Regions from separate parts of the Homo sapiens genome. Here regions 1, 2, 3 and 4 are each linked to region 5. The links are chromatin loops, found by intact Hi-C in ENCODE. Cell type or tissue: CD4-positive, alpha-beta T cell. All regions are shown on one strand. Each heading gives the region's core, and the rest is flanking DNA. Links, peaks and the distances in the headings are about the cores only. Region 1 overlaps USP45 (ubiquitin specific peptidase 45). Region 2 has its middle 120 kb from the start of MCHR2. Region 3 overlaps MCHR2-AS1 (MCHR2 antisense RNA 1). Region 4 has its middle 130 kb from the start of MCHR2-AS1. Region 5 overlaps ASCC3 (activating signal cointegrator 1 complex subunit 3).

Region 1 (6,224 bases), core at 698-5,697, 1.2 Mb after region 5:
TTATAGTATATAAGTGTATTTCAGGACTTGTGTCACACGGTATGAATTGCTTTATGTTTGCTTTTATCCCCTACTTTGTAAAATATTTAAGTGTTTTGAATCTTGTATTAATTTTCAAAATATGCTTGAGGACAGTGAACAGTTATAGGAAATATAATGTGTTAATCACAGGCCAGTTAGTAATAAGTGAAACTCGGTTTCACAATTGTTGGAGGAGGATGTGTTAAAAAACATATATCATACACAGAAGAAACATAAATCATACACAGCAGAACAATTCTGGGGGTCATGAGTGTCTTCTGCTTATCCAGGCAGCAGGGCATGGAGCGAGAATAAGAATGTGATCACCTCCTTCTCCATATAATATTGTGTTCTTAGATTAAAAGCATGTTATAATGGCAGAAGGGGATGTTGGTGTTGACAATATTTCTGATTCATAAGTCTCATTGCTCCAATCTGGGTTCTTTACCTCTCATATCTGATGTATAGGTGTCACTCTGGAATTCCTCCTAACCATGCTCCTGGGAGATCCCTTTGCCTCTCTTGTGTTTTGACTTTGCCATTGTTTATATCCCGTGTTCTTGTCTTTCTTCCTTTATGCTCTTTTTTTCCTTATTCAAAAGGTGGCATATACCATATATATAACTTGTACTTTGTCTTTTTTCACTTAATATATCATAGTGATCTTTTCCAATTAAAAGATAGGAAGGACCAGGCACCACCTGTAATCCCAGCACTTTGGGAGTTTGAGACCAGCCTGGGCAACATAGGAAGAGCCTGTCTCTACAAAACGAACAAACAAACAACAAAAAACAGGTGTGGCAGCTCATGCCTGTAATTCCAGCACTTTGGGAGGCTGAGGCAGGTGGCTTGCTTGAGCTCAGAAGCTCAAGGCCAGCCTGGGCAATATGGCAAAACCCCATCTCTACAAAAAAATTTTTAAAAATTAGCCAGGTGTCATGGTGTGTGCCTATAGTCCCAGGTACTTGGGAGGCTGAGGCAGTAGGATCACTTGAACCCAGAGAAGTCAAAGCTGCAGTGGGCAGTGATTACACCACTGCACTCCAGCCTGGGCAACAAAACAAGACTCTCAAAAAAAAAAAAAATATATATATATATATTATATATATATTAATTATATATATATTTTTTGGAAAGATAATTAAACTTTTCCCTCATCCTACTGTCATAATCTGAATTAGGAAGACAAAATTCATCCACTAATTAGGGGCATAGTTAATGTTAAAAGGTCACTTACTAAGTTTTATTCTTGGAGTATGTAGTTTTATTCTGAAACTTTTCTGTGAGATTGGATCTTTCCTAAAACATACACAAGAGATGTAGAAATAGTTAATATAAACCTTGTCATTTACTGAGAGCTGCTGAAAACATAATCATTATTGACAACTAAGTTCAAGTAAAACCATAATTAAAATTTGGGGGATTCTTCTTGCTATGGACATTAATTGATAAATTTGGACTTTAGTTATATGTGTATATAAATGAGGTAGTCCACATAGCATAGAGATTATAGTAACCAGCTTGATAGCTTCTTAATATAGAAAGGTCTTCATAGACAATAAATTTCATATGGTCTATTTTCTTTTTTGGTCCTAATTAAGAAGTGTCATTTTAGAGAGAGGGAGAAGGAAGAAAGAGGGCAAATTAATTTATGCTAAGCAACAGGACTAGGCTGCTTGCTTTTTGTACACTGATAAAAATACATTAAATCCAAGAGAGAACCTAAATGTAAAAATTCTGACTCTTACTTGGGAAAATTTGACATTAGAGCAATCTATTCATGGAATTTGAGACCTGGAAGAAATTACATTTTTTAAAAAATTTGGTCATTTTATTTTCAAACTAGGGAACTGAAATCCACAGTGTACCTTGCTGTTTGAAAGTACTTTTATTAGGAGGATGAGGCCTGAGTTAACTATTATTAGACCAGAATCTATTAACTTTGTTTTACAGCGAATACAAGCTAGCATTCTAAAAGCATTTAACAACCCAACTACTAAAACTGCTGATGATGAAACTAGAAAAAAAGTCAAAGGTATGTTGACTCTTTGTTAAAACTTTTTTCTTTAAGAAAATATTAAAATTTTATTTTAGTTGGAAAAAGAACTGAACATTATGTGAACTAATCCACCAAAGTAGTGGCTTTAAAAGGAGGACGTAGTTGCTGCAGTGTCTGAAAAATACTTTAGTGGAACATAGAAAATGCTAGAATGTATTCATGTGAATTTATAAGAATAAAGCTATACCAAGTATACAGATTGACACCGATACCTTTATGTGAGGTCTTCTAAGGGAAACTTGAAAGGTTGTTGAAAGTAGCAACCACACTTGGAAGTTCATATGTATCATATTGTATCATTTGACATGTGTTTGGATCAATGGATTTATGGATATTTTTTAGATGTAACTAGACAAAATGTTTAAGTGCTCCAAAGACTCCTGCAAATAAACCGTTTATTGAAGAGAGTGCTGGTAAGTCAAGTGTAAGTGCACTTTGCCTACTCCTAGTGTTTGCTATTCATCCATAAAAATATGAGCCCCAAATGATGATTACCTAATCAAAGTTGGTTATTTATCATTATCAATACTATATAGGGTTTATATACCTTGCCCTAAATGTATATTCTGCATTGAGATACTAACTAATGTTAGCATGAAGTGATTTTTAGAAGACATTTAAAAATATTATTTGTATTTTTTTCTAACTTTTGTTTTTGTGGTTTTATAATGTATGTACTACAGGTCTATAATTTGCAAACATACACACATTGTTACTGTGCACTTTATTGTAATTAAGGGTTCAAGATTTTTAAAAAACGTAGCTGCTCAAATATGCCTTGTTCTTTTGTGTTGAGATAGTGCCATCTCGTGGATGTTTAGAATAACAGCCCCGTTTTTCTTCCCCCTCTTTCCAGTTTTGTACTATTTCCAATCCCTTTTAGTTTTTCTAGAAGAAATATCTTTATTATTATAGTATTTCTAAATACAATTTTAATTAATGTTTACTGATATATTCACATGTTTTCTGTCATTCAGTGCTCTAATATTTTAAATGATTTTGAATATTGTTTGTATGAAACTTGAAGATAGAGGCTCAAAAAAGAAGTTTGAAAGAGGGGTGAATAGGTTTGTTAATATACTTTTTCCTCCCATGGTTTATGATGGAAAGTTTCAAATTTTTATTAAAGTAGAGAGAATAGCATAATGCAGCCCTTTATATCTGTCACCCAACTTAAACTGCGTTCATGGTTTATGTTTAATCCATTTTCTCCCAACCTCAGGTTATTTTAAACTAAGTCATTGGCATTTTTTTAATTTATAAATATTTCCTGAGCAGAATAATTTTAACTTTTAAAAATATAACCATGTTCTTGAGTTCTTAATTACCTATGTTAATTCCTTACACTTGCCTTTTACGACTGTTATTTTCATAGCCGTGATCCTGGCATCCGTAGTCCTGATAGCATAATCTCCTTTTCCATTCTTCTGGGTACTTATTGGTTAGACATGAGGTTTTATAAGTTTTAATGGGAGTGGTTGAGGTGTGGTACGAATAGTGGTTGTTTTGTTTTACCTCTTAAGAATAGTTCATTATTTCTTGGAGACTAAAGTAGTTGATAGTCGTAAATCTGCTACAAAATTGTAAAGGAGAAAGACTTTAGAATGTTGTATGTATAGTAAAATGTATTATTAAATGTAGTACAGAATATCTTATTCAGATTACTTTTGAATAACCAGAAGATAGCCTATTATACTGCTAGATGGATGGTTGACATGTTTTTTGCATTAAAAAGTATGATTTTTACAGCATATGGAAAAGAAGGTGTGAAAATGAACTTCATAGATCGGATCTTTATTGGTGAATTAACTAGCACGGTCATGTGTGAAGAATGTGCAAATGTAGGTACTTTAGAATTCAATTCAGCATGGAATGGATTACAATCACATCATTTTTATTATATTTTCTTTCACATATAATCATTGGCAGTCATTTTTAAAATTTGACAGATGATTACATAATGATTCTTGAAAGTCTTTTTATACGCTACACTCCTAGAAAGTAAATGTGATAATTTATATATTTTTAAAAGTAAATGTATTTTTGTGTTATTTTTCCTCATGACACACCTATGAGGCAGTTTTAGCCTATCTTAATATACTGAAATTCATTAGCTATCTGTTTGAAGTGAGAGAAAAACTTCTGTGAAGAGAGTAACTGTGCTACGTTGCAGTGCCCTAAAATGTAATTCCAGGCTGGGTGCAGTGGCTCATGCCTATAATCCCAGTACTTTGGGAGGCCAAGGCCGGCGGATCACTTGAGGTCAGGAATTCAAGACTAGCCTGGCCAACATGGTGAAACCCCATCTCTACTAAAAAAATACAAAACAATTAGCCAGGCATGGTGGTGGGTGCCTATAGTCCCAATGACTCGGGAGGCTGAGGCAGGAGAATCACTTGAACCCAGCAGGCAGGGTTGCAGTGAGCCGAGATCGCACTACTGCACTATAGCCTGGGTGACAGAGCGAGACTCAGTTTCAAAAAAAAAAAACTAATTCCAATAGAAATAACTTAATGTATTAACATAATTTAGGGTGGTTATATCACCTTTGATTTAAAGTTTATATGACGTATTAAAGATTTTTGTGTAGACTTCACTCACTTTGAACTTAATAATTTTTATTTTGAATGCCATCTTTAACAACTTAAAGCATGTATGAATTTTTTGTAGATTTTCAATTGCTTGGCAAGGAATATTTCTGTAAGTGTATGACTTAGAGTATGATAGGTTTAAATTTCTGTTAGATTTTAATAGTAAAAGGAGCCTTTATTCATTTTCCTGTCCCAGATTATGAGTATTTTTCTGTGTTCTCTAGCCTTAAAGAAGCAGGATTATAAAATATATCTCATTCTAGCCTGTCACATTGAAACACAGAATGCATGACCATGATTATTTAAGTTTCTAGACTATTCAACACAGAAGTTGTTTTCTCTCTCACAAGATAGAGAGTATCTTTTAAAACAAAATTATCTTAAAGAATCTATAAAACACAGCCAAGCTCTCTGCTTTTTTTCATGGCTTTTTCTTAACATTTCATAGTTTACTTATGTTACAGCCCTAAGCTAACCAAAAATGTCTAGTCTCTTTAGTTAATCTGTTTTATTAAACAGTTTTTTTAAGTTATTTTAAATATTACAGGCCAGTCATATTGACAGTAATATAAAATTCAATTGGATCACCATTCACTGATGTTTGAGAATATCTTGTTTTGATTAACAATGTGCTGCAATACCCAATTAAATTGCTATTTTTTTCAGGAACAGTTTTTAACGTAAAATTTTAGGTTGCCCGGGAAGTTTGATTTCTTTGTACTTTACAAAACTGTATGTTTATATTAGAATTCTAACTGAAGTTTTCAATGTGTTTTCCTTTTAAGATCTCCACGGTGAAAGATCCATTCATTGATATTTCACTTCCTATAATAGAAGAAAGGGTAAGGAGAAGAAAACTAATGATGAAGCTTTGGTGAAGAACATTTAATCATTTATTTAAACATTTGTTGAGTATATTACCAGATATCTGAGAGTCATTATTTTTTATATATAATTGAGTTTGTATTCATAATTGAGTCTGATTTGGGGGTTTGTGTAAGTATGCATAAAGTATGATGGTTTTTATTCTCAAGGAATTTAAACTCTTAAACACTTTTTATTTTGATAATTTGTTAATTTTTTGTATTTCAAGTCAGTCAAAAATTTTAAGATGAGGACATCCAGAATTTATTTACTAAAGAGGTTTTGGTTTCTGTATGTGGCATTTACATAGGTTTCAAAACCTTTACTTTGGGGAAGAATGAATAAATATAGAAGTTTACGGGAGACAGATCATGATCGATACAGTGGCAATGTTACTATAGAAAATATTCATCAACCTAGAGCTGCCAAGAAGCATTCTTCATCTAAAGATAAGGTAAGACCATAAGCATCTGTTAGACGTCTGTTTTTTAACAGTTTATTAACAAAAGTTTCAAGCACATCTAAAAGTAGAGAACATAGTGTAATAAACTCTCATGTACCCATTTTTTGGCTTCATAATTATCAACTTGGCTACTTGTATACTAACTATATATATCCCACATCCTCCCCTTCCTCCCATCCCAGACTATTTTTGGATAATCCCAGATTATTTTTGAAATAAATCCCAA
Region 2 (6,224 bases), core at 390-5,389, 550 kb after region 5:
TATTAAACATGTCATCACAACAGAGAAAATGTTGCAGTAACCTGACCTTTTTGTTTCAAATGAAAATCAAATATAAGCTTTTTCTGTTACATTAGCAATCATGTAATTCTCTAAAGGTGGCTTTTAAAAAATGAGAGGATTCAACATTTCCTAGTACATGCTAGGAACATTGTTAAATTGAATCTTTTCTTTTTATGAATAGAATGACATTTAGTCTTTCTGAGAAGTGCTGCTTTGGGGGCTGATGACCATGATGGGCATGTATTAGTTGACCAGTTTGCATAGAGAAAACATTCAACTTAATAAGCATTTCTTGGTTCAGTATTTTTGGCCACCTACTATGTGTTGAACAGAGTGAGTGATAAGAAATGAGTACAGGATTCAGGGGATGTTTTTTATAGTGAGACAGCCAGGTGGGAAGTGGTCCGCACGGAAACTCCAACCAGCCTGTGCACTGGGAGGAGTGCACACTTGGGCGGAGCCACAGAAGTTCGCGCTATTTGCAGTGGGGAGGAGCCTGGCCCCTCCTCTTCCTGGGTGGAAACTGGAATTCAAACTGTGAGGCAGGAAGCACACTAGCAGGACCCTAGCCTTATGGAGAATTCATGTTTCCCTATTTTTTGTTTCTTGTTTTTTTTTTTCCTTTTCACCCAACAAATCCCATTATTCTCACCCTTCAAATTGTCTGGGAGCCTAATCTTTTGTGGTCACGTGACAAGGATCCCGTCTTTAGCCAAACTAAGGAAAAGTCCCTCAACAATAGGAATGTAATCTTGTTGAAAAAACAATAAATACCAAAAAAAAAAAAAAAAAGAAAGAAAGACAAGGTAGAATATGGAATAGAAATAATAGATGCTGGTGGTAGATATTGCAATGAAGAGAGAAGGGATGTTAAGGGAGACCTTGAATTTGGCAAGAGGGTAGGGAGGCCATCCTGAGTGAAATGTCAGAGGGCAAGAGAACATGGCAGATGATGGGACGCAGTGAAGAGCCTTGAGAGATGAGGTCCCCATTAGGAGGGGCCAGATGATAAGAAGTTTTAATCCTAGAAACAGGAATTTTTCAATTGATCTTATAAACAAATAGTCATGGTAGGTTTTTCAATCAGTGAAATGAATCATGCCAGTTGGGAGCAGTAGCAAGTAGAATAGACTCAAAGAAAGAGCATCTGCAAACATGAAAATTTAGAGGACGGTTTTCACAGTAATATACCCATTAAGTGATTAAGGTCTAGGGTAGAGTCCACGGAATCAGAAAGAAAAAATAAAACTGAAAACATGAGGCAAGGACCGATCTGACAGAGTTTGAAGAAAATGAAGTGCTGAAGATCAGGTCCCAGCATCGTGTCTGCCACAGTGAATATTCAGTGGATGGTGTTTGAATGGGTGACTAATAAGTAAATCTCAGGTTCTGAGTCTAGGTGACTAAAATATTGATAGACAGACAAGAACATCATAAGCATCTTCAAATAGGCTTAACTGTCTCGGAGACTACACAACATTGACATGATGGCTACTCAAAGTCAGTTCATTTAATTCAGTATATCCAGTTTTTAAAAAATCAAACTGGTATGTAGAAGAGCCAGCAAGCTTTTGAATATTTCCTTTTTCATCTAGTTGTTTTTGATGTTGTGGAGACATTCAATGACAAATACAGAAAGAGGAGACTGATTAGGGTTTGTGGAAAGTGCTAACCTTTCCTATATTTTCTTTCATTACAGAAAGATTGCTGGTTGATCTGACTGTATGTCCAATTAGTAAATGCTTTCCATAGGTTCATTTGCTAAGGCCAAAAATAAAAAGGACTTTTCAAAGAACACCATGCCATTTTCCCTAAACAAGCTCTTTCTGCCGGGGAAGTCTTGCTCACCTTTCACCAGCCTTCTGAATGTCTGTTACTCCCTTCTCCCCTTCTGCTTCTGGCTTAAAAACACTTTTTTATTGTTATTACCTTGGCTCAAAGCTTCTGTAATGGTTTCTTGCTTAAGCATAAGGACATAGAAATTAGAGCAATGGTCACAACAGCACAACATGGCTGATATGAAGGACTGGAAATGCTAGTTGGTAATGAGAAACAAGCAGACACAATGAATTACATTAATCCAGAAGTCACAGGTTATGACCTCATTCTTATAACTCTATGTTGTTTTAAGTCTATAAACTTTCATATTTACTTACAAGGGAGTATTTAAATATGTAAGTCAAAACAAGCAATAGTCAGAAGCTGGAAGAGATCATTAATAATTTAATACATCTTGACTAGTTCCAGATTGGAGGTACCATATAAATGTTTATTCCTGGATCAATTTGGTTTTGGTAGTTACTATATTTTTAGTTCTAATTAAAAACACACTAGAGGAGGATTTGAAAGCTAAGAAGGTGCTGCCACCTGGAGGATTTTTTCTGCCCATTTGGAGTTTTGCCTTTACCAAGCAAGGGCAGACTAGTGGTCGTAATCATTCTACTCTGTAAAGAAACCGAGCTCTCTGGTTTGGGATATCACAGAACAGGGAGACAAGCAGCCTGGTAACTGATGGCACTTTACATTTTTCAGCCATATGTTTTAGTGTCAGATGCCACAGGCACTGGGGTGAGGTGGCCTTTTGTATTCTCCTCACTGGTAACTGCTTAGACTCACATGAGCCTTTTACACAGTTCCACTTCCCATGAACAATATAGAATGCCTAGAGAAAGAAAAAAGGTTTTTATTTCCTCGAGGTTGAAATTGACATGAAATGAGTAAATAACTTAAAATATAGACATAATCGAAGAAAAATAATTATAAAACCCTAACCTCTCCAACTCTCCCAAACTCTACCAATTCTTTCAACATTAATTCTGTATGTTAGGACAACAGCGCTCTAAAAATCCTGCTCAGAAAACAGGAGTTAGGAATGGATGGGATACTATTCTTAAATTTGCAATAAGGGGCAAAATGGTTGCCAAATTCATTATCATTTACAGATGAAAAGACAATGTGACATATCACCAAAGGTGTTCTTTATTGACTGGTCCCCTTTGCTAAAGCTTTAGTTCTTTGTACATTAGGTTGATATATTTTTAAAAAATAATCTTAAACAGTAGACTGTTAATTTGGGTTTTTTTGGCGGGGGGGTATTCCTTGGTTTTTAGAAGCCCTTTCCATTAACCCTTTAGTGCATTCTCCATGAATTCTTTAGCCTGATGTTCACCAAGGTGCCTGCTTCTGGCATGCTGAGAAAAAGAGGACTTGAACTTCTATTGAACCTGAGGTCTCAGCACATCTATGGGGCAGAAATGTTCCATTTCCCCATTAAAAAGCTTTCATTTGTAAGCCGCAGATGAAATTTCATCTGCTTTGCATCAGTCTAGTTTATAACCCTAGAGAACTTGGCACCACAACCCTCAAACCCATTATTGGTATTTTCCCTTCTGATGGGAAATAATACATTAACAACTTGGTTTTTGTTTATTTTGTTTTTGCTTTAAAAAAATGAAACACATTTCATGTGTTGCCCTCACATTTTTTTGTTTCTCATTCAAAGCTTTATTCTGGGCTCCTTTCAACTGTGCATCTCTGGAATGACAGACATATGGGGTTTCTTGGTTTGTTGTTGTTTTTGTTGTTTTTCATTTTGTTGGGTGGGGATGGTTTCTGATCTTCATTTGCATTGCCAAGCAACCTGGAACTCTATTGGCAGTTACAAAAGCTCTCTTGGATTGCTAAATTCATTTCCATTGGAAACACAGTTTTACATATAGGAAAATAAAATGGCATCTTTTAAGTTTTCCCTCCAGAAAATGTAATCATGAAAAAATATGCTCTCTCTTGTTGCTGATTCTCATACTACAAAAATGCTACCCAGTAGGCACTTAATTGACCCATAAAATGTAGATAAACTTGATGGGTCCAAAACCATTTTGATTGGAGAATGACAGCCGCATGAAGGAGTCCATCAGGATCACTGCAAGGCACATCTATTCAATAATAAGCTTTTTGATGACAGGAGCTGGTCTCTTGCATTTAGGAAATACTTATTGATTAAGGAATGTAGAGGAATGAGATAGAAAACAGGAGAAAGGAAAAAGAGGTACTTGCTGGAAAGTGGTTGAGAGCCACCAACAATTAACAGTGGCATTGCTAGAGAGCCCTGGGCCACTGTGGAAGGCCCATGCAGTGGGTGCCCATCATCAGCCCCTTCATAGAGCAAGATTTTTCAGAATTAATCATTTTTATTTCTATAGTGTAGAATGTAAAAATGATTGTGAAATGAATGCAAAATTAGCTGAAATAAACCCCAATCAACTCTCACAGAAATTTCTTTGCCTTTGCCTTTTTTTTGGCTTGGTTTATTTTTATTGAGCCAAGGACTTGTAATATGGCCATTCTGTTTTCTGATTCAACATTTGTGTGGTGAGTACAGAGAGATGGTTTGGCCACAAAGTAGTTGGCTGAATTGAATATATTTTACCATAAAAGAGAGGGTAAATTTTTGCCAGAAGTATAGTATAGACATATTCCTATCAAATGACACTTAAAAAGCAAAATGATCAGCTTATTCTGCAAAACTAAAAAAAAAGGAAAGGGAAAAATGCAATTGTTGAGCTTCTTGACAAATTTAGTCACAAGATATAATGAATACTGAGACTCATATTCCAAATTGTGTTATGCCCCAACATCAGATACTTTTAAAATATTTTAATATTTAACTCAATGACCAAATAAATTGTTATCCATTCTGTCTTTCTTCTTCATCTGAAAACAGAAATAAAATACGACATAGTGTAGCTGCCAATACAGACTTCTAGAATTATGAGAATTTCAAGATAAACAGTTAACCATATGAATGTGTATATCACTAACCTTAAAAAGCAATAATAGAATAATGGTAACTATAAACAAAGTACCATGTTAGATGCATTAGATACATCATCTCATTTAGTCCTCCCAGCCCATTCAGGAAGTCCTTGTTATTCCATTTCACCCTGACACTTATAGGGATTTAACTGGCCCAGAATTGTACAGTAGTGGATGCCAGATCAGAATTCAAACACCTGGAGCCTAACACCAGAAATCACCCTGCGAACAACCACACAGTAAAGATCATCCTGTTGTATTCATTTGATTATTCTATTTCCATTTCAAGACTCTGTTTACACTGATTATTAACCTTAGCACATTTTGTCCTTTAAATAGTGCATTTTGGTGTGGTGTCTGTAGTACCTAAATTTGCTTGAGGGATGTTCTGAAAGAATCTGCTCAGGTTTTTGTTTTGTTTTGTTTTGTTTTGTTTGTATTTGTTTTTGTTTTCCAAGTTACATTGAACAAGGAAACAGAGTCATTTAAACTACTTAACCTCTAAAAAGTCAAAAAAAATTTATTTCAAATAAACCAAGTTGATAGCATAGTTTTAAGTCCAAAAAAAAGAATACAGAGTTAAAAAACTGGCAGTTGAGAAATATATTCATTCTGTCACTCCATTAAAAAGCTTCCCCCCGGGGCCGGGCTCGGTGGCTCATGCCTGTAATCCCAGCACTTTGGGAGGCTGAGGCAGGCGGATCACCTGAGATCAAGAGTGCAAGACCAGCCTGGCCAACATGGTGAAACCCCATCTGTACTAAAATTACAAAAAAAGTTAGCTGGACATGGTGGTGTGTGCCTGTAGTCCCAGCTACTCGGGAGGCTGAGGCAGGAGAATTGCTCGAACCCAGGAGAGGGAGGTTGCAGTGAGCCAAGACTGTGCCATTGCACTCCAGCCTGGGTGACAAGAGTGAAACACCATCTAAAAAAACAAACAAACAAACAAACAAAAAACTTCCCCTAAAAAAAGGCTTAAGAAAAAAACTGGAAAATTTGTTTGGAGTTTCATAATATTGGCAACAGCTACCATCATTCTGGCTTTTTAACTGATTTTTGAGCCAAGAAAAAAGATCCCTAGAACATAGTCCTATTGGTATTTGCAGCATGTCCCTTACTACTTTGTCATAGAAAAAACAAAGATCGCTACATAAACCGATTGCCCACAACTTACCCATATGAATCCTCATAGCCTCAATCTTCTTACAAATTCATATCATGTGCTCTAATTAATGAGCACTGTTGTCGTTTGCCTTTTACATGTGTATCATTCATTGTAGACGTTAAGTACCACAACGAGCAAAGAGAGAGGGTTGAAAGAGTTCCATAAAGATTTTTCACGGTTCACATACCAGACAGGCGTATGCAAGGTCGATTTACAACAGGGG
Region 3 (6,224 bases), core at 533-5,532, 660 kb after region 5:
TGATGGGAAGAAAAGAGATAAAGTGCAATTTGCCATGTCAAAGCTTGTTTTATTATTCAACATCAACTTCATAGCAAATATTTTATGACATTAACCATGTAAGATATGTTAAACTCTTTAAACTGCAACAACTACAGACTCTATTTTAACAGATATGATATCATAGTTTGTTTGAATACAATTATGGTTTATCCGTACATGACAAACAGCTTCAAATTTATTTCTTCTCCATAGATTTTTATATTAATACAAATGTTATATTTACCACAAAGCCTTGCTCCACCAAAATTTAAATTCATGTCATTACCACAAAACAAATACTTTCTCTGTAATGTTAAACATTTTATCTAAGTTTCCAATAGCTTCAGAAAGTTGTCATTTGTTTCACTTTTTCAGAATGCATTTCCAAAACTTTATGCTTAGGAGTTTATGCTGAACAATATGAAAAACCAAAAATGAATTTAAGCAAATCAGATCTTCCTGTTTGAAATTCCCTCTTGCAGGAGTTTGGAGAATTGGTTTGTTGGGACAAGGAATGAGCAACTTATTCAGTAATTTATGGGGGAAAATGAAGACAGCCTGAGTTAAGACAGTGGCTATGGAGATGGAGAAGTGAACTATCTCAGTAGATGTAAAGGTACTACATTTAACTGAATTTGGTGCCTACATAGATGTGTGAAGTGAGAGAGAGGGAGTAAAGCATGACTTCTAGGTTTCCAATTTGATAACGAGGTGGTTAACAGAACCATTAATGAGATGAAGAATAAAGGATGAGAAGACTTGGTAAATAACTGTAATCTCAGCACTTTGGGAGGCCGAGGTGGGCGGATCAGTTGAGGCCAGGAGTTCGAGACCAGCCTGGCCAACATGACAAAACCCCATCTCTACAAAAAAATACAAAAGTTAGCAGGGTGTGGTGGTGCACTCCTGTAATCCCAGCTACTTGGGAGGCTGAGGCACGAGAATCACTTGAACCCAGGAGGCAAAGGTTGCAGTGAGCTGAGATCATGCCACTGCACTCTAGCCTGGGCAATAGAGCAAGACTTCATCTAAAAAAATAAAATAAAAGACTTGGTAGAAAACATGAAGGAATGGGGAGTTCAGGTTTAGACAAGCTGCCTAGAGATATTGTTTCAGGAGTATATTCTTCAGTATATAATTGATAATTGAAGCCATAAAAGAGGTCACATGGGGTTGTATAGAGAGAAAATAAGTCTAAGGAAGAATTCCAGCAACACTTAAAGGGTTGTCAAAGGAGCCTGGGAAAGAATGAGCCAACACACAGAGAGGAAACATCTCTGAATGAGTAAAACAAAAACAAACAAACAAAAAAATGAAGGTATTTGTGTCCCATGTGAAAGCCTGCCAAAGAGTAACCTCTGCAAAGGAGAATTTTAATAATCAAGTAGATAGAATGACCTGTCCTGTGGATACCAGTCAGTCTCTTTCTTTCCTGCCACTTCTGTCATTGGCCAATGGGCTCATTAACAAAGTAGCCATGATGGCAGAGATGGTGGTTATGCATGAGCTCGGCAACATGGACTTCTACTCACCAAAGTCAACTTGGATATGGCCACAGTTGAGTGCCCAATCTGCCAGCAGCAGAAACCAACACTGAACACCAATATGACACCATTCCCCATGGTTATCATCCAGCTACCTGGAGGCAAGTTGATTTCACTGAACCAGTTCCATCATGGAAGGGGCAGTGTTTTGTCCATACTAAAATAGAAACTTACTTTGGATACAAACTTGCTTTTCTCACCTGCAATGCTTCTCTGCCAAAACTGTCATCTGTGGATTCACAGAATGCCTTATCCACCATCATGGTTTTCCACACAGCATTGTTTCTGATCCAGAAACTCACTTCACAGCAAAAGAGGTGCAGCAGTGAGCCCATGCCCTCACCAATGCAGGTGGACATTATCCCATTCATTGAGGGCTTGCACAGAACAAATAGGTGGACTAATGGTGAATTCACTGTCCCCGTTTGAGCTGGGGCATCTGTCTTCTCCTGCCCCTGGACATTGGAGCTCCTGGTTCTCCGGACTTAAGGAATTAGACCAGGAGTTACACCACCAGTTCTCCTGGTTCCCAGCTTGCAGATGCCAGACCGTGGGGCTTTTCAGTCTCCACAATCATTATATGAGCCAATTTCTATGATAAGTCTTTATCTATCTCTATATCTATCTAGCTCTAATCTAATCTATGTATCTACCATCTACATTCTATTCATTCTGTTTCTCAGGAGAACCCTAACACAGAAGGGTTGCAGGATGGACTATGGAACATGGAAAACAGGAAAAAAGAGAAGGGCTCAAGAGACTGTGATCTCTGAGAAAGCACACCTTTGCTGTAACAGCAAAGAGGGAGAGATAGATGTTTGTGGTCAGAGAACAGAGTTTAAGATTTATGAGGTGGAGAAGTTCAGGGTAATAACCAGTTCTGGGATAGGACCTGGATTATGTTTGACCTATGTATAATGTCAAGATAGAGATTATTAAAAGACACTGAGGAAATTGCCATTATTCACCTTTTCAGGTGTATCCTAACTGGGGGCCTAACATAATGTCATAAATTAGGGTAAGAAATGTATTTTAAAATTGTCATGTAGTCTCTTTGTCAGTAAGCAAAGTTTGCCTTAGCCCATGTGATTGACCAAAAACCACTTGTAGGTCCTAAAATTTGAATGAATAAATAGAAGTTAGGAATCACATGCCTGTGTGCAATCTAATGGCTTGAGCTGGCACTTAGTTGGCACTGCCACCAAGTGGCCAGTCGGGAGAACTGCATTTGGTGTTAGAGCTAGTTCTCAATGAGGTATTTGCCGTTCTGAGATCCGACTCTCAAGCTCTGGAGCTACCAACTCTCCAGGGAAATATTTGTGTGACAGCTTTCCAGTGAAATGTGCAATCTGTCAATCCTTTAGATGAGAAAGTACTTAAAGGATGTAGCTTGATGGATGAACTACTCTAGCATAGTCACAGTTTTTTCTCTGACAATTTGGGAAAAGGTTGTTTTCAGAATAACTGTACACTTATAAAAACAGAGACTCCAAACATTGAAAAACAGAAAAAGTAAGCATATTTGATGATACCCTTTCTATATACAGACCTGAGTCTTCAGATCCTTGCAAATTTCTCAACGGGGAAGGACATTGCAGCATGGCAGACCACATGGATATACACGGGGAAGCATCATGAGCATGGTCTGTCCATTGCCTTTTGCCTGTGTCTTGTGTAATGGAGCCATTTTTACTAAATACACGAGGACACTATGTACCTTTGAAATACATACTTGAAAGACAAAAAGGTGAAATTGGTCAGGATTGAGAAGCAAAGAGTAAACCAGTGGACCTGGTCCAATATCTCCTTGACTCTACTGTGGATCTTCATTAAAATTAGGAAAAAAAATGGTGATTGGGAGATGAATAGCTACCTTCATTTACAAAACAAATTCCACAACTATTAATATTTATTGAGTACTTACCATGGGCCAGGTAAGTACTTCCTATATAAGGTAACATCCATAGTGCTTACCATGTTCTAAGTGATGGAGACACAGTAATAAACAAAAGAGGCCAAAGTCCCTGCCCTTGTAGAGCTGACATTCCAGTAGACTGAGGTAGATATGATTACCCCTGCACCACAGATGAAGAAGCTGAAGCTCAGAAATGTAGCAAGTAATTGACCGAATGAGGTATTAGGCACTGGTGTGTTCTACAACAAAATCTGTGGTTGTTATTTTTATGCTAGGAGCAAGGAGGTGTAATCTCTGACCCTTTGTTACACCTGAGAACTGTGCCATAATGATCATTACAGAAGGCTTTCAGACATACACAATATCGTTGGCACCTGAAATCTTTCTTTAAACTTACCTTATGAGAGTCCGTTTTGCTAAGTGTCTCCACATTCTTCTGTGACTTTTTTTAAAATTATACTCTTTAGCTGCTGATGAGGTGGGCACAGCGGCCGTTGGCAGCTGCTGCTTTGGGTTGCTTTGTCAATCTCTGCCCCGGTCTGATGTTTTCTACAGGGAGATGCCTTGGATCCAGGTTCAGGGATTAAATAAACTTGTCAGCTGAAGATGAAAAAAAAAATTATACTCTTTATTACATTATATTGAAATTAACTTGTGTATGTCTGTCTCCCTCATTGAATTGTGGGCTCCCTAGAGCAGAACCATGTCTTATTTATCTTTATAACCAAATCAAGTTCAGGCACTGGCAAGAGTAGGAACCAGTGGTACAGAATTTGCAAACACTAGCATCTTTGAAATGCCCCATTGACTAGCAGTTTCTGCCCACCTCAAACCCATTGCTGTATCCTGATCAGTTCCTGACAAATTCTTGTTGGCTTGAACTTGTTTGAGCTTTAGTCTGTATAGGGGGAATGGAACTGCCAATGGAAAGAGAGATAGACTACGAAATCTCACTTTTCAAGTGGATATCTTTTCTTCTGTGAGTATAATACCTCTAAATAGCCTGAAGGACAGAGCTCTCTGCTACCACTTATGATCACATAGTGCTTTGCATTGGATAAATTATTTTTACATTAATCACATTTGTTGCCTTATGAGGTGGGTAGGGCAAGTTTTACTTCCTCATTTTATCCATAATGAAGTTGAGGCTCAAAAACATTAAATGACTTCCCTCAAAGCACACAACTTACACAAGGGGCCTTTAGACTTGATTCCAATCCATACCTAGACCCATTACATAGATCTGTCTTCCCTACTGTACTGCTACTATGAATTTTATCAATTCCACTATAAACATGTTTTATAATCTGGAATTTGTCAAATACAGTATGCCTTTGTTATTAGATAGTGGAGCTATTTTTACTCAATACACAAGGACACAATGTATCTTTGAAATAAAGAGATGAAATTCACCAAGATTGAGAAACAGTAAACCAGTGAGTTCTCTTCAATTTCCCTTTGGATTTATGGTGGTGCTACACTAAAACTGAGTAAATTAAATCATTCTCTGAATATCTATTCCAGTAAAATGAAGGTCATTTATAAATTATTTATAAATCATTATAATTCAAAAATAATTCAAAAAACAAATGTAAATATTAAATGCAGGCATTTAAACATTTCACTCTCAAAGAATGAATGCATGGGAGGTAAAGGATATGAGGCTAATTTGATGGGGACATGAAATGGTAAAACCTTAGAATTCTGAGCTACTGCCCCCCAAGAAAGATATTAATGTGCACACAGGAAATTTCATGGCACCCACATTTCTGCTCTGTTTTCAGCTGTTATCTCAAAGACAAAGGGAGCAGACTATAACACTCCCATCCCTTTCCCACAGGGTGAGCAGGACTAATAGGTGGCTGCCCCGTTAATCCATTACACTGGCATAAGATATAACTAATAGTCCCACCAGAACAGTAGGCATTAATTGGGATTGTCCCAGATAAACTGAGATATATGGTAACCCTTGTAATAAGAGCATGCATTTCCCAGAGCATTTGGGGAGGTAATTATCCCTATAAACTCTGAAGCCAAAGCGAAACTTGTGCAAATTAATTGAGACTGAAAACCAGCCCTGGTATTTCTACCTTAGCCCAAGAAGCACTGGAGACATAGCAGAGGGTTACGGAACCTGATGCAGCAGGAGAAATACAGAGTGGATTAAGCCAAAGACAGTTCATTTAAATTTGTTTCCTCAAAGTTTCTCATAATTCCTAAGGATGGAGTTGGATATTAACATCCACTTTCTCTATTTATATTATACATAGTTTATTATCTATAACTAGGCTTAGGAAAACTGTTTAGTAGAGTATGTAGTTCTCATTCCAAATATTAAAGGCAGTAGTTCACAGTGAATCGTGGTGATTGTCTCTCTTAGAACCCAAGGTAAAGCACCCTTCATGTTTTTTCAAAGAATAAAAACTAGGCTGTATACCTCAACTCACTAACACATCACAATTCTGCTAGCCAACATGAGCAAACTCATAAAAATGACTTACTTTAAGAATACTCAATTAACATGTCTTACTTCTATCTTAAGAATGCATATCATACTTTCATTTCATTTGCACTGTAACTATTCATGTGTTTATTTTCACCACAAGATTTGAAGGTCCTCATTGGCAGGGATGATATCTTGTTCATCTTTGTACCCCTAGTATCTGGAATAATTCTCCAAGCATTTTATTATTGGAAATAAATGTCTTTTAAAAGTACCACTTATAAAATGAAAGATTTTTAAA
Region 4 (6,224 bases), core at 625-5,624, 800 kb after region 5:
GTACACCCCATGAGATGCTAGGTGCTCCATAAGGCTAATTCTCATTCTGAGATATGGCTCGGGTTGGCCCCTTCTTTCAGTGAAGAACGGCAGTGAAAGCACAACACCTTTTGCATTTACACACAGATACAACCTGATGTATAATGAGAAATAATAGAATCATAAATGCCAACTCTATTTTTAAAATCCTAACTTATTCAACCAGCACATAAAAGAACATGAATAGCAAACTTTCCATTATTTGGAAACTTCATTTTCAGCAGCTGCCACTCTTTCTCCAACCTTCCCCTCGACTTCAACCCTACAAACTCTACCAGTTACAAGTAGCAACATAAAAATAAATTGGTTTCATCTCCTTTTACTTCCAGTTCCATCATGTGAAGAAAATGAGGGAAAGATGCAAAATAGTCGGAAGGCAAAAGAATAAAAATTAGAGAGAAAAGTGCCGAGGACTTAAATATTCAAACTGCAAGATCAATCCTAGAGTAATCAGGAATTTAATGTGACTTTCACAGTCTGGAAAGCAAGCTAAAATAAATGTAGGGGCAAGTAAATCCAAGTTAAGTTGGTTTTTATGCTTGAAAGTGAAGTGCACTATTGTGTTCAAAGACTGCTAAATGATGCAGTAGATATAAACAAGGCAGTTCCCATCCCCAAGGAGTACTAGAGCACATGATGGCATGAGACATGAACATGAAAATATAATAAACAATGCTAAAAAAAACAGTTATCAAGGATATTTTTCAGATAAGCATTTTTAAACTTCAGAGGGAGTAGGAGGCTTTACAGAGAAAATAGAATCTGATCTGGTAAGTGAAACATGAATAGACAAGTTTTCAAATCTTTTGAGATGCCACCTAAATTTCTGCTGGATGCCTGATACATATATGGTCACGCGGCTCTCATGACACTGTACTGACATCCCACATGATCCTTTCACTTTGCTCTAAACCTCCCATCCCATCCCTTAACTGGTGAATATCAGTTTGATCTGTTACGGTATTCCTTTCCAACCATTGTACAAATGAGAGAAGATGAAAGACAGGAGCAAAATTCAACAGTAGTGGAGAGTTAAACATGAGCTAGTCTGTAAACGAGAGGTAAATGAGAGGGACATAGATGTTGGATGAGGGTCTGATAGAAGACAGAACCAGAGGAGAAAGTGACTCTCGGCTGCTGGGGCTGCTGATGAACACAGAGCTGTTGGCAGCTAGAAGCAAGAGCAGTGTCACACTGCTGCCTGCACTGCATTAGGTTACTTTACAATCCACCTTCCATGGAGGTGAAGGACTTTGTGCCTGAAGCTAAGGTCAGGGGTCCTAGAGACAAAAGTGGTCCTGAATCCCTCCTCTGCCATTTGCTAAATGAAGCTGTATTAGGCCATTCTTGTGTTGCTACAAAGAAACACCTAAAACTGGGTAATTTATAAAGAAACAAGGTTTAATTGGCTCATGGTTCTGTGGGCTGTACAGGAAGCATGGTGCCAGCATCTGCTTCTAGTGAGGGCCTAAGGGAACTTACAATCGTGGTGGAAGGCAAAGGGAGCCAGTGCATCACGTGGCAAGAGCAGGAGCATGAGAGCAAGGGGGCAGGTGCCACACACTTTTAAACAACCAGATCCTGCGTGAACTCAGAGCAAGAGCTCACTTATCACCAAGGGGATGGTGCTAAACCATTCCTGAGGGATCCACCACATGATCCAATCACCTCCCACCAGGCCCTGCCTCCAACAGTGGTAATCACATTTCATCATGAGATTTGGAAGAAATGAATTCAAAACCATGTCAAAAGCCATAGCTAGCTCTGCATTTGCTTCAGATTCAGAGTCTAATCTCCAAGGCTTGCTGACCTTCTCCTTCTCATTGTTGCTTCCCCTTCCTGTCTCTTAATTGTTCCCTTCCTCTGTTATCCAGTCATTTGGTCCAATAGTGCAACAGCTGGAATATCCCCTCCAAAACGCATGTTGAAACTTAAGCCCCAATGTGGCAGTACTGAGAGGTAGGGACCTTTAAGTGGTGATTGGATCATGACTCTTCTACCCTTATTAACGGGTTGGTGGATTAATGGGTTATCATGGGAGTGGAACTGGTGGTTTTATAAGATGAAGAAGACAGATGTGAGCTAGCATGTTAGCATGCTCAGCCCTCTCACCATGTGATACCCTGTGCCACCTCAGGACACCGCAACTTCCCACCAGCTGGAAGGTTCTCACCAGATGTGCCTCCTCAACCTTGGACTTCCCAGCCTCTTTATCTGCAAGAAATAAATTCCTTTTCTTTATAAATTACACAGTTTCAGGTATTCTGTCATAAGCAACAGAAAACAGACTGAGACAACTATCCTCTCTCCAACTTGACTTTATTGAAGACACTACTGTGGTGCCTTTATGTCCCCTCCCCAGAGAACTGTAGGCTGAAAACTGGAAGCAGAATCACAGAATTTGATTGAAGAAATGGACCTTAGTGATCATCTGGTACACAACCTTAGTCTACAAACAAGGAATTCAAGGCTGTAAGAGGTCAAACATCTGCCCAAAGTCACCCAAGTACAGAACTACCAGCTCCCAGCCCAGTGTTCTCTCACGGTATCACTCATCCCCCACGTCATGTGAAGCACATTGCAGAATTCAAGCTCAAACTGAGCCAGGAAGGAAGACAAAATCCAAATCCAAGAGGAGAGTAGGGGCTGATCTCATCTCCCAGAGAGGTCTGTCTGCTCTCCCCATCCAAGAGTGTAATACTGTGCTTAATAAACTTTCGCAGCTTTGCTTTGTTAAGAAAAAACAAAGGACGGTAGGGTCATTTCTAAAAGCAGAATGCTAATTATGAGAACATGAAGTGTTGATTTTAACACAGTAGAATGCTCAGGATTTGCATCAACACGGGAAGCGGAATGACGGGCGCGAGTCTCTCCGCCACATAAAACGGGCACAGAGCGCCATCTGCTGGATGTCTGGACTTCAGGCCACCTGCCACAATTGAGAATGACGGATATGTTTAAGCTTATTTCTTGTTGGGCATATCCCAAACACACACACAAATTTACTACATTGTTTATCTTGCTTTTTTCCTTTTTAATATAGCATAATGATATTTCTTTATTAATAATATATATTTCATCATTCCTTTTTAAATCTAAGCTTCTAAAATAATTGTATTATGAAAATGTCCCAGTATACACAAAAGCAGCGAGAATGGTACAATAAAACCCTCACTTAGCCTTCTGTCATATTTTTAAATTGTCAGAATTTTGTCACATTTGCTTCTCTATCTCCTCTTTTTTCTTCCTTGAATAATTAAGACAAATCCCAAGTATCATATATGCCTTCAATCTTTAGTATGAATCTCTCTTAAAAATAGACACTTCTTTTATAAACACAATATCATTATTACAGCTAACAATTCAATAACAATTATGTGTTATTATCTAATGCCTAGTCAATAATCATATTTCCCTGGATGTCTCCAAATATTTTGTATCATCGATTTGTTCAAATCAATATCAAAACAAATTGATTCAATTAAATGTAATTTAAAATTCATGAATTCAATTTAAAATCTAATTCCATTTTAAATCCATGAATTCATATGCATCTAATGGAAAAAGAGAAAGCCTACCAACAGAAACAATAAAGGGAGGGAAAGAAGGAAACAACATTTTTACCATATATTAAAGTAACTAGCCCACAAACACCTTAATCTGAAATTTGGCAACTAAAAGAAAACAGTTAAAAATATATTCTGCCTTTGATGAATAAACCATACTTCATTGTAAAAATAGCCCTATTTCATGAGAGGCGTTGTTTTTATACAGAAGAATTCCACCTAAGTGAAAGGAATGATAAGGTTAAAACATCTCCATTTTGCAACTCCTACTAAACCCAAAAAGGTGACGATCTTCAATGAATGGAACTCTTTTAGATAAAAGCTGATGAGGAACTTGACAGAAGAGGGCTCATCCTGTCATCACGTGCTCCCACTTGAACATGTGATACAAAACCAACATCACTAAAGGTTTGTCTGTGTGATTCCTGTCTTGAGGTTATGTGCTATAGTCTATCTTAGCTCTTTCAGGAGATTTTCAATTTTATGCCTATACTTCTATTTCTTATTATATAACATTATAAAGTTTCTGTTGACTCCCTACTATAAATTATTCCTCTTAATGGGGTATTTCCTTCCCATGTCTATCTCCTGCTTTGGCTAATTGTCATTTTCATTCTTCCAGTGAATACCTTGATGACATTAAGTAAAATGCTAAACTTTTTTTTGTAGGTAGTATCTACTGAACTCATCTAAGACCAAGAAATTAGCATAGTCACTTTTCATCTTCCTCTCATTGGGTGTATGTTGTCTTTTTTAAAGTTTTTACTTTTGCTTATTAATTTTCACAATATTTAACTTTTGCAATTGTATCTCTCACCATTGTTTAGCCTACATTTAAATGAATTCAACATATGTGAGCAATCCTTTTAACATTCTTCATTTATTGGGTGTCCTATTCTTGAGAAAAACTCAACTGATTTTCACCTTCATAAGTTGCTTAATTTGTCTAAATGCCTGAAAATGCTTTATTTATCCTTGAAATTCAATACCTTAATAAGGATATGTCTCCTTATTGATTTTCCTCAATCCATTTTTCCAAGCATAGGTTTGCATTTCCAGATTAAATTATTCAATTGTTCAAATTATCTTCTATGTCATCTTTGAACATACTGTCTGTTAGATTTGTTGGGGTTTTTAATTCAATGTTTGTTTGGCCTTGTCTACCACTCATATCTATTATTTTCTCAATCAGTGTCTTAATCTCTTTGTCTTTTTCCCTCTACATTCACTGCAATTGTCTTAAACCTTTCTTCTGGGTCATTCATCCAATTTTTAGCTATGCCTGTTCAGTTTCTTGCTCTTTTACTTCATTTTATTTATTAATTCAGCAATGGTATTAAATTGTTAGTACTTGATCTGTTTCCTTAGCTCAGCAAATCTCTTTTTTTCTCACAACTGCTGTTTTAGTATCTCATCTTTAAATTATTGTTCAATAACATGTTTGTATTTAGTAAGCTCTTCCATAGAGTAAAACATCCTTAGGAACATTTGTTCCTGAGTGTTCACTTCTGGATAGACTTTTCATCTGTGTTTTGCATTTGATATTTCAATACTTACTTGGTGAGGGGGATAAAGGGGCTGTTCTGCAGTATATTTGCATAGAAGCCAGGCATGATATTTTATCATCTTGCTTTTGAATAGGGAAGACAGCTTGGATTTAGTGTAGGTAATTCCTTGTGATTCCTTTCCACTTTTCTGATATCTGTGTGTTTTGTCCTGTAACTATTGTAGAGTTGGAGATCCTAAAGCTGAGAACTTGGATAAGGGAAAAGAATCACGGCTGTTGGCAGCTCTATTGCCATGCTGGCCTTTACCCTCTCCTCTGTTGCCTGGCCTAACATCTGTGTCCACAATTCCACCATTCTGTTTTACTGTATCTTCAGATGTACTTGGACTTCAGATGTTTACCCAAATGCACTATGAGGCCTGAACCAGGGAGTCAGCCATTCCCACTTCATCTCTCCCCGTCCAGGAGCTGCTGTGACTCCCCAAAGCAGAAAGTGCATAATATAGAACATGAAATGTGTTTCCAAGGTAGAAACATTTTACTTGACTCTCAGGGAGTCTTTTCCCCATCTCCTACATCCTCAGAAACCGAGTTATAACTTATATTTATTTGGTCTCTATTTGGCTAAATTTTAAATTTTTTATAATAAAAAATTAACACATTCAAAGATAGAGAAACTAGTATAAATAACCCCATGTACCTATCACCTGACTTTAGTAATTACTAATAAACACACGGCTGTTCTTTCTTCATCTATGTCCCCGTCTACCCACTCACTCCCACCCTCACCCCCGCCCCATCCCTCACACCAAGAAATAAAGTTAATCTCGACCTCAGATCATTTCATTTTTCAATCCATTGTTTATGATCCTGACATTCTTCTCCTGTCCAGCCAGTATGGTCTCCAATATGGTGAACTCAAGTGGCTATTGTCTCTCTAGTGGGTCATGGAAATGATTGAAAGGAATTCTGCCTTTGTGGAACGTTTTGCTTCCTTTGTGGAAGAAGGGCTTCTACACACTCCCTTCTGCCTGTTTTCAAGCTAGGGGTGTTAGTGAGGCTCTAGAATTTTGTTCATTTTTTTTCCTTATAATGTTTGGAGAAAGATGAGT
Region 5 (6,224 bases), core at 539-5,538:
CCAGCTCCTTCTCTAGTCAGTAATGGCCACTGTCTATTTTTGTTTGATTTTTTTCTTTTAAGGTAAGAGTGTTAATTTTTTTTCTCAATTTCACAATCTTTAAATCATTGGTTCTACCAATGATTACCTAACTGGTCTCCCTTATTTCTCTCCTTCTCAGAAATCTTCAGTGGCTTTCCATTTATTTAGAAGAAAAGCCCAAGTCTTTATCCATGGATCACTTCAAACTCATGCGCAAAACATAATTTACTCCTGACCTTCTTAGTACCTAAGTTAAAGGCAATCATTGACTCTCCTCATTCTGTTTACCTTATCGTATATTCAGTGCACCAAGATAAGGATTAGCTTGAAACAATTCTAACTCCTTTTCTTTTATGTCATGTTCATCCCCCTTTCTAGACAGTCATCCAGTCTTGGTTACTTTCTAGCCAACTTTAACCTTGACTTTGTTTGGTTATTTCTGTTTCCCCTGCCTCCATCTTCTGCAGATTGCTGTAGTGGCCGATACCTGCTCTGGTCTTAGCACAACTGTGAAGTTACCTCTCTAAAGAACAAATCTGATACTGCTTAAAAACTTGAATTGGCTCCTTTTCCACCTATGTTCAAGACAATGTAAAGCCTGACCCCAATCCTTTTTTCTAGCTTAATTTTCTTAATTTTTGCCCCACACCCTCTGAACAGAATGCCCTCCAAACACACTGTGTGTGCTCTTTAATAATTCCCAGCTTAGGTACTTATATATCCTGCTGCCTACCTTTCCCCATTTAGCAGTTTATCCCTTGTCCTTCAAGACTCACGTTTCACATTTTCTGTAAAGACTTCTTTGATCAAACTATCAGATCACTGATTCATTCATTCAGGGAATGTGTAGTATCAGTATGAAGAAGGCACCCTGCCAAATGTTAGCGATACAAATGTAAATAAGACATAATTTTGTCATAAATGACAATATCATGTCATAAATAACAAAGTTTCATCTTGGTCCCTGTACCTCTATCATAAACACATTATATTTAATAGAAATCACTTGTATATGAGTCTGTCTTCCTTACCAGTCTGCAAATTATCCAAAGCTCAGATTTTGTCTTAAATTTCTTTGAATTCCTAGGATCTAATATATGATAAATACATGTTTCTTATTGATCTTCTCTTTGATTCTTTACAGTGCTTTTTTTTTGTCTGTTAGTGACTATCATGTTTCATAAATTTGTTAGGAGGTACTCTTCTTAGGAATGTAAATAATTTAGTACAATAACAAATACGAGGTTGCTTAGCACTAAATAGTCTCATGAGGTCAAATTGTACAGCTGTATTATAACACAGGTGGATAAAAACATCATTGCAAATATCCTTCTGTAAAAAACTCGCTCCTTATACTTTTGTGTGCAGTAGAATCACTTGAGGAGCTGATTAGATATGCACATCCAAGAACATGGAAGATGTTTAACATCATTAACTGTTAAGGAAACTTATGTTAAAACCATGGTAAGATACTACCACACACCTGTTACAATTGCTAAAATAAAAAATAATAATTATATAATGTATGGGAAGCTGGCAAGTATGGGAAGCAACTGGAACTGTTATACAATGCTGATGCAAATGCAAAATGTTAAAATTCTCCAGAAATGCTTTGGCATTTTTATAAAAGTAAACATACATTAACCATGTGACCCGTAAGATTCATGCCTGGTATTTACTTTGGAGGAATGAAATCATATTAATATATACAAAAAAGTGTACATGAATGTTTATAAATGTTCTGTTTATAATTGTGAAAACTGGAAACAACCCCCATGTCCTTCAGTGAGAGGTCCGATTAACAGACTGTAATGTGCCCATCTGTAGTACCGTGGAATACTACTCAGCAATAAAAAGGAATGAGATATTGATATATGCAACAACTTAGATGAATCTCAAAGCCATTAATCTGGGTGACAGAAACTAATTTCAAAAGTTTATAAGCTTTCTGACTCAATTTATATAGTGGTCTTGGAGAGACAAAACTATAGGGTTGGAGTACAGATTAGTACAGTGGTAGTAGTTGCGAAGAGTTTAACTATAAAGAAATAGCATGAGGGGGTTTTTTTAAGGTGGAGAAACTCCTCTTGATTATGATGGTAGCTACACAAATCTAACACAAATATGTCTTAAAATTCTTAGATGTGTACACTAAAAGTGGAAAAATAGTTTTGCTTTATGATGATTTTTAAAATCACATGAGGAACATCCCTGGGCCTCATCTCCAGGGATTCCAGTTCATTTTTTTTTCTTCTTTTTTTTTTGTTTTTTGAGACAGAGTCTCACTCTGTCGCCCAGGCTGGAGTTCAGTGATGTGATCTCGGCTCACTGCAGCCTCCACCTCCTGGGTTCAAGTGATTCTCTTGCCTCAGCCTCCCGAGTAACTGGGACTACAGGCACATGCCACCATGCCCGGCTATTTTTTTTTTGTTTGTTTGTTTGTTTTTGTTAGTAGAGACGGAGTTTCACCATGTTAGCCAGGATGGTCTTCATCTCCTGACCTCGTGATCTGCCTGCCTCACCCTTCCAAAGTGCTAGGATTACAGGCATGACCCACTGTGCCCGGCCAGATTCCAGTTCATTTTTGTTGTGAGCTAAGGCAGACCACAGATGGAAAATTCAGATTCAAAGATAGTTAAGAATAAAAAACCCAGACTTACTTTGATTGTTGTCACTTCAAGTCTGTAATGAACCAATAAAAAAAATGCACAGAGTATGCAAGAATAGAAATAGAAGTGACTCCTACCTCCTCCTAGTTCCTCACAGAGACCAGAGAGATATACCAAGTTGGTGGCCACTGACGCTGGTTGAATGTGAAACTGGCCACTGATGCTGGTTGAATGTGAAACCCATGTGATCAAGTGGGAGGTACTATGTCAGTACTCCAAGATCCACCTGCTACTTTATAAGAAACATCTCTATCACAGATACATACTTCCCTTGTTTAACTTCTTACTGTGTCATTGGTGCCACAGCAGTCCTAGCCATGTCTTCCCTCAAATGGGGTTTGACTAAGGAATCTATTTGTAAGAAGGACAGCAGAACATTTCAATGCAGGGAGCCCACAGAAAGCAGACTTAACCTAAAACCAAACAGCAATCCAGCAATATGATTTGAATATCACCTTCAACCAATAGTTTTAGTTTCCTCTGTTGGCTTTGAATATCCACTCTTGAATATTAGAAAAGAAATGAAGTAAGTGAAATGTTTCTCCTCTCCCTACCTTTAGCCTCTGAAGGAGCTCTTAGCAAATACACCACAATTGGACTTTTTTCCATATTCATAAGAGCTGCTTTAAGATTACAGTAACAATATTGCTTGTCTGAAAAGATGAAAGCTGAGGCAATGAGATCCAAGTGTAATTAGTCCTAAAGTATATGTATAAAATAATTTCTAACAGGCTGACTGCACTGCATAAGAATAAAGTAAGAATACACCCCCCTTGAAACTTTAAGAAGCTCTCCTCTTTTGTTATGTTTATATATGTATTTTGTTTTGGACCCTTAAGAGGCTCAAAATGTGTAAGTTGTTATTTACTTGGTTGGCCACTAGATGGTGTGGTTTGTTAATGCATTACTTTTGGTTTTATAATTGAAGCAGATTTCATGGAATACTATTTTCTTAGATAATTTTATTAGTTAAATATTATTAACTTAGAAGTTTAAAATTTTAAGTGACCTGAGAGATAATCAGTATGGCAAAGTCTAGAATGGAACCCCAGTCCCCTGAAATCTTACTCCCTGCCATTATCCAGCCCTTAAGTAAAAAGTGTAGGGAAAAAACTGTTCAAAAAGAAGCTCATGAATTGATAATGAGATTTTGAGACCAATAGCAAATAAACACATGATGTGATGGCCAAACAGAAGCTTTAACTATATAAACATTTCTTTAAATGTTAATCTAAGGTCTTTAATTTTTCTTAAAAATTCTGCCTATTGTATAGTGAATCTTCAGTGAGTCTTTTAAGACCTTCTGCTACAGCACTTACACAGGTGACATATAAGTATACTAAATCTCACCTCTGGGCTCAGATTAGGCCAAAGAACAGAACCAGAAGTAACATTATTACAGTAGTCCCCCCTTATCCATGGGGTATATTTCCAAGATATGAAACCACAGATACTAGTGAACTAACTTGATTGGTGTCAATTAAGTGCGTTTTTGTTTTCGTGTCTTCCACCCACAAATTTAAAGCCTTTTTCATCTTAACTATGTATCACACTGTAGCTGTAACTTGCAATTTGAGGTGCAACAGCAAAACTAACACAAATTTCTGTTTTCTTCTTTGTAATTTCACAACTAGAAGATTTGTTGCTCTTACCATCGATTTTAGCAACCTCAGCATACAATTTCGTTTTTATTCCCTTAAGTTGAAAACTTTCACCTTTTCACATAAAGGAAACACTTTATGGCTTCTCTCTGGCAAATTCAAGTTGCCAGCATCACTAATGTTGTGCTTCAGGGCCATTATTAAGTAAAATAAGGGTGACTTGCAAACACTGTGATACTTAAACAGTCAATCTGATAACCAAGCCTACTACTAAGTGACTAATGGGTGAGAAATGTCTACAGCTTATATATGCTGGACAAAGGGACGATTCATTTTCTGGGCTGGATGGAATAGGACAGTGTGAGATTTCATCATGCTACTCAGAAGAGCATGTAACTTAAAACATGATTTGTTTATTTCTGGAATATTCTACTTAATATTTTTGGACCACAGTTGACCTCAGGTAATGGAAACCACAGAAAGCAAAACTACAGATAAGGAAGGACTCCTCTATACTCAATGCACATCTATAGTTGAGGAGCTAAAACAGATGGTCAATGCTTTGCTATCAAAGATCACCAAGAACACAGCTGTAGGTGAACAAAGCTGGGTTTATTGACTTATCGCAATGAGGAATATCATAGGGGAAGCATCATGGGGATCTCAATAAGAAGGGAGAAGTCCTCAAAGGCAGTGGGTCTGAAGTAAAAGTGTAAAGGCTCTGAAGCAGATATGGACTTGTTGGAAAATATACTCAGAAAAGCCAGCCATTGTGGCTAGTGTGGATGAGGTAAGGGGATGAGATTGATTTCCATAGTCTTGCATTGTAATGACTCTGGCCTTTACTCTTAAGGAGTTGAGAAGCCACTGAGATTTAGTTTTATTTTGAATAGTGTATATTTTGAAGGCTAAGAAACAGGTAATACTGATTGATTGCAAAAAGGGACATCTGGATGAAAGAGACACTTGCTTTTCACCTCTTTCCTTTTGAATTTTGTGATATATTTTGGTATTACCTATTTTTTAAGATAGGTAACATTATTTTTTATGATTTTATATAAAGCATTATATACTAAGACCTAGTAATACCTTAAGATGCTTAAAAATAATTTTCTGATTTCTTTGATGAACTCATACAACAGAAATGCTAAAAACAATTGCTTTTAAATGCTAAATAATACTCTTACGCTTTCTTGGTATCTAGGTACAAAGGTCGAGAAATAAGCAAGTACGAGAATTATTCCCAGATGGTTTTAGTATTCATCATGCAGGAATGCTTCGGCAGGACAGAAATTTAGTTGAAAACTTGTTTTCTAATGGGCATATCAAAGTCCTAGTGTGTACAGCTACGTTAGCCTGGGGTGTCAATCTTCCCGCCCATGCTGTTATTATTAAGGTAAGAGCTTACCTTCCTTGATAAATGGATTTTGTGTGTGTCTTAAAGCAAGGCTCTGGGTTGACTTACATAGAAAAATATTGTGATTTGGCTGTTTCCTTGACTTTGAATGTTATTTATAAAAGGTCAGAATTATTTTCTCCAATAAGAATCTAGTTTATATTGTGAAAATTTTACTCTATCACAGATGATGAAAGGATTAGTTAAAGTACACTTTTGAGATCTTGCCATATTTGCCTAATTTCAGTATTCAGTTCATCAGGATTATATTTGTGTGTGTTTATGTAAATTTTTGTTAACTTTTCCTCATCTAGGGAACACAAATATATGCTGCAAAAAGAGGCTCCTTTGTTGACCTTGGAATTTTAGATGTCATGCAGATATTTGGTCGAGCTGGACGACCACAATTTGACAAATTTGGGGAAGGAATAATTATAACAACGCATGATAAACTCAGCCATTACCTCACTTTGCTCACTCAACGAAACCCAATTGAGAGTCAGTTTCTGGAAAGCCTTGCAGATAACCTAAATGCAG

What was found. Peaks named below come from ENCODE experiments on the same cell type or tissue, not always from the same donor. Only the 100,000 strongest peaks of a DNase experiment are listed, where the experiment ranks them.
Region 1: a loop joins it to region 5, with 6 times the contacts of the local background. A loop is called at or near these places in 4 of 110 quality-filtered maps.
Region 2: a loop joins it to region 5, with 7 times the contacts of the local background. A loop is called at or near these places in 73 of 110 quality-filtered maps.
Region 3: a loop joins it to region 5, with 19 times the contacts of the local background. A loop is called at or near these places in 26 of 110 quality-filtered maps.
Region 4: a loop joins it to region 5, with 8 times the contacts of the local background. A loop is called at or near these places in 25 of 110 quality-filtered maps.

The regions. Positions count from the first base shown.
Region 1 is chr6:99,464,369-99,470,592 of GRCh38, reverse strand. It overlaps USP45 (ubiquitin specific peptidase 45), which reads left to right. Exons shown (of 18, transcript NM_001346022.3): 10 at 1,975-2,056; 11 at 3,830-3,921; 12 at 5,457-5,513; 13 at 5,846-5,989. Among named protein-coding and RNA genes, the nearest start is that of PNISR, 42 kb to the right of the region's middle. In CD4-positive, alpha-beta T cell, for the core only: a CTCF peak has its summit at 2,872 (motif pointing left); a DNase peak (open chromatin) is centred at 2,882.
Region 2 is chr6:100,113,015-100,119,238 of GRCh38, reverse strand. No RefSeq gene overlaps it. Among named protein-coding and RNA genes, the nearest start is that of MCHR2, 120 kb to the right of the region's middle. In CD4-positive, alpha-beta T cell, for the core only: CTCF peaks have their summits at 2,255 and 2,458; no DNase peak of the experiment used is centred there.
Region 3 is chr6:99,998,650-100,004,873 of GRCh38, reverse strand. MCHR2-AS1 (MCHR2 antisense RNA 1) reads right to left here. Exons shown (of 3, transcript NR_038384.1): 2 at 3,878-4,080. Among named protein-coding and RNA genes, the nearest start is that of MCHR2, 7.5 kb to the right of the region's middle. In CD4-positive, alpha-beta T cell, for the core only: CTCF peaks have their summits at 2,565 and 2,770 (motif pointing left); a DNase peak (open chromatin) is centred at 2,763.
Region 4 is chr6:99,864,972-99,871,195 of GRCh38, reverse strand. No RefSeq gene overlaps it. Among named protein-coding and RNA genes, the nearest start is that of MCHR2-AS1, 130 kb to the left of the region's middle. In CD4-positive, alpha-beta T cell, for the core only: CTCF peaks have their summits at 2,736 and 2,935 (motif pointing left); a DNase peak (open chromatin) is centred at 2,915; H3K27me3 peaks cover 222 bases.
Region 5 is chr6:100,661,808-100,668,031 of GRCh38, reverse strand. ASCC3 (activating signal cointegrator 1 complex subunit 3) reads left to right here. Exons shown (of 42, transcript NM_006828.4): 15 at 5,496-5,687; 16 at 6,002-6,224. Among named protein-coding and RNA genes, the nearest start is that of SIM1, 200 kb to the right of the region's middle. In CD4-positive, alpha-beta T cell, for the core only: CTCF peaks have their summits at 3,324 and 3,526 (motif pointing right); a DNase peak (open chromatin) is centred at 3,571; H3K27ac peaks cover 340 bases.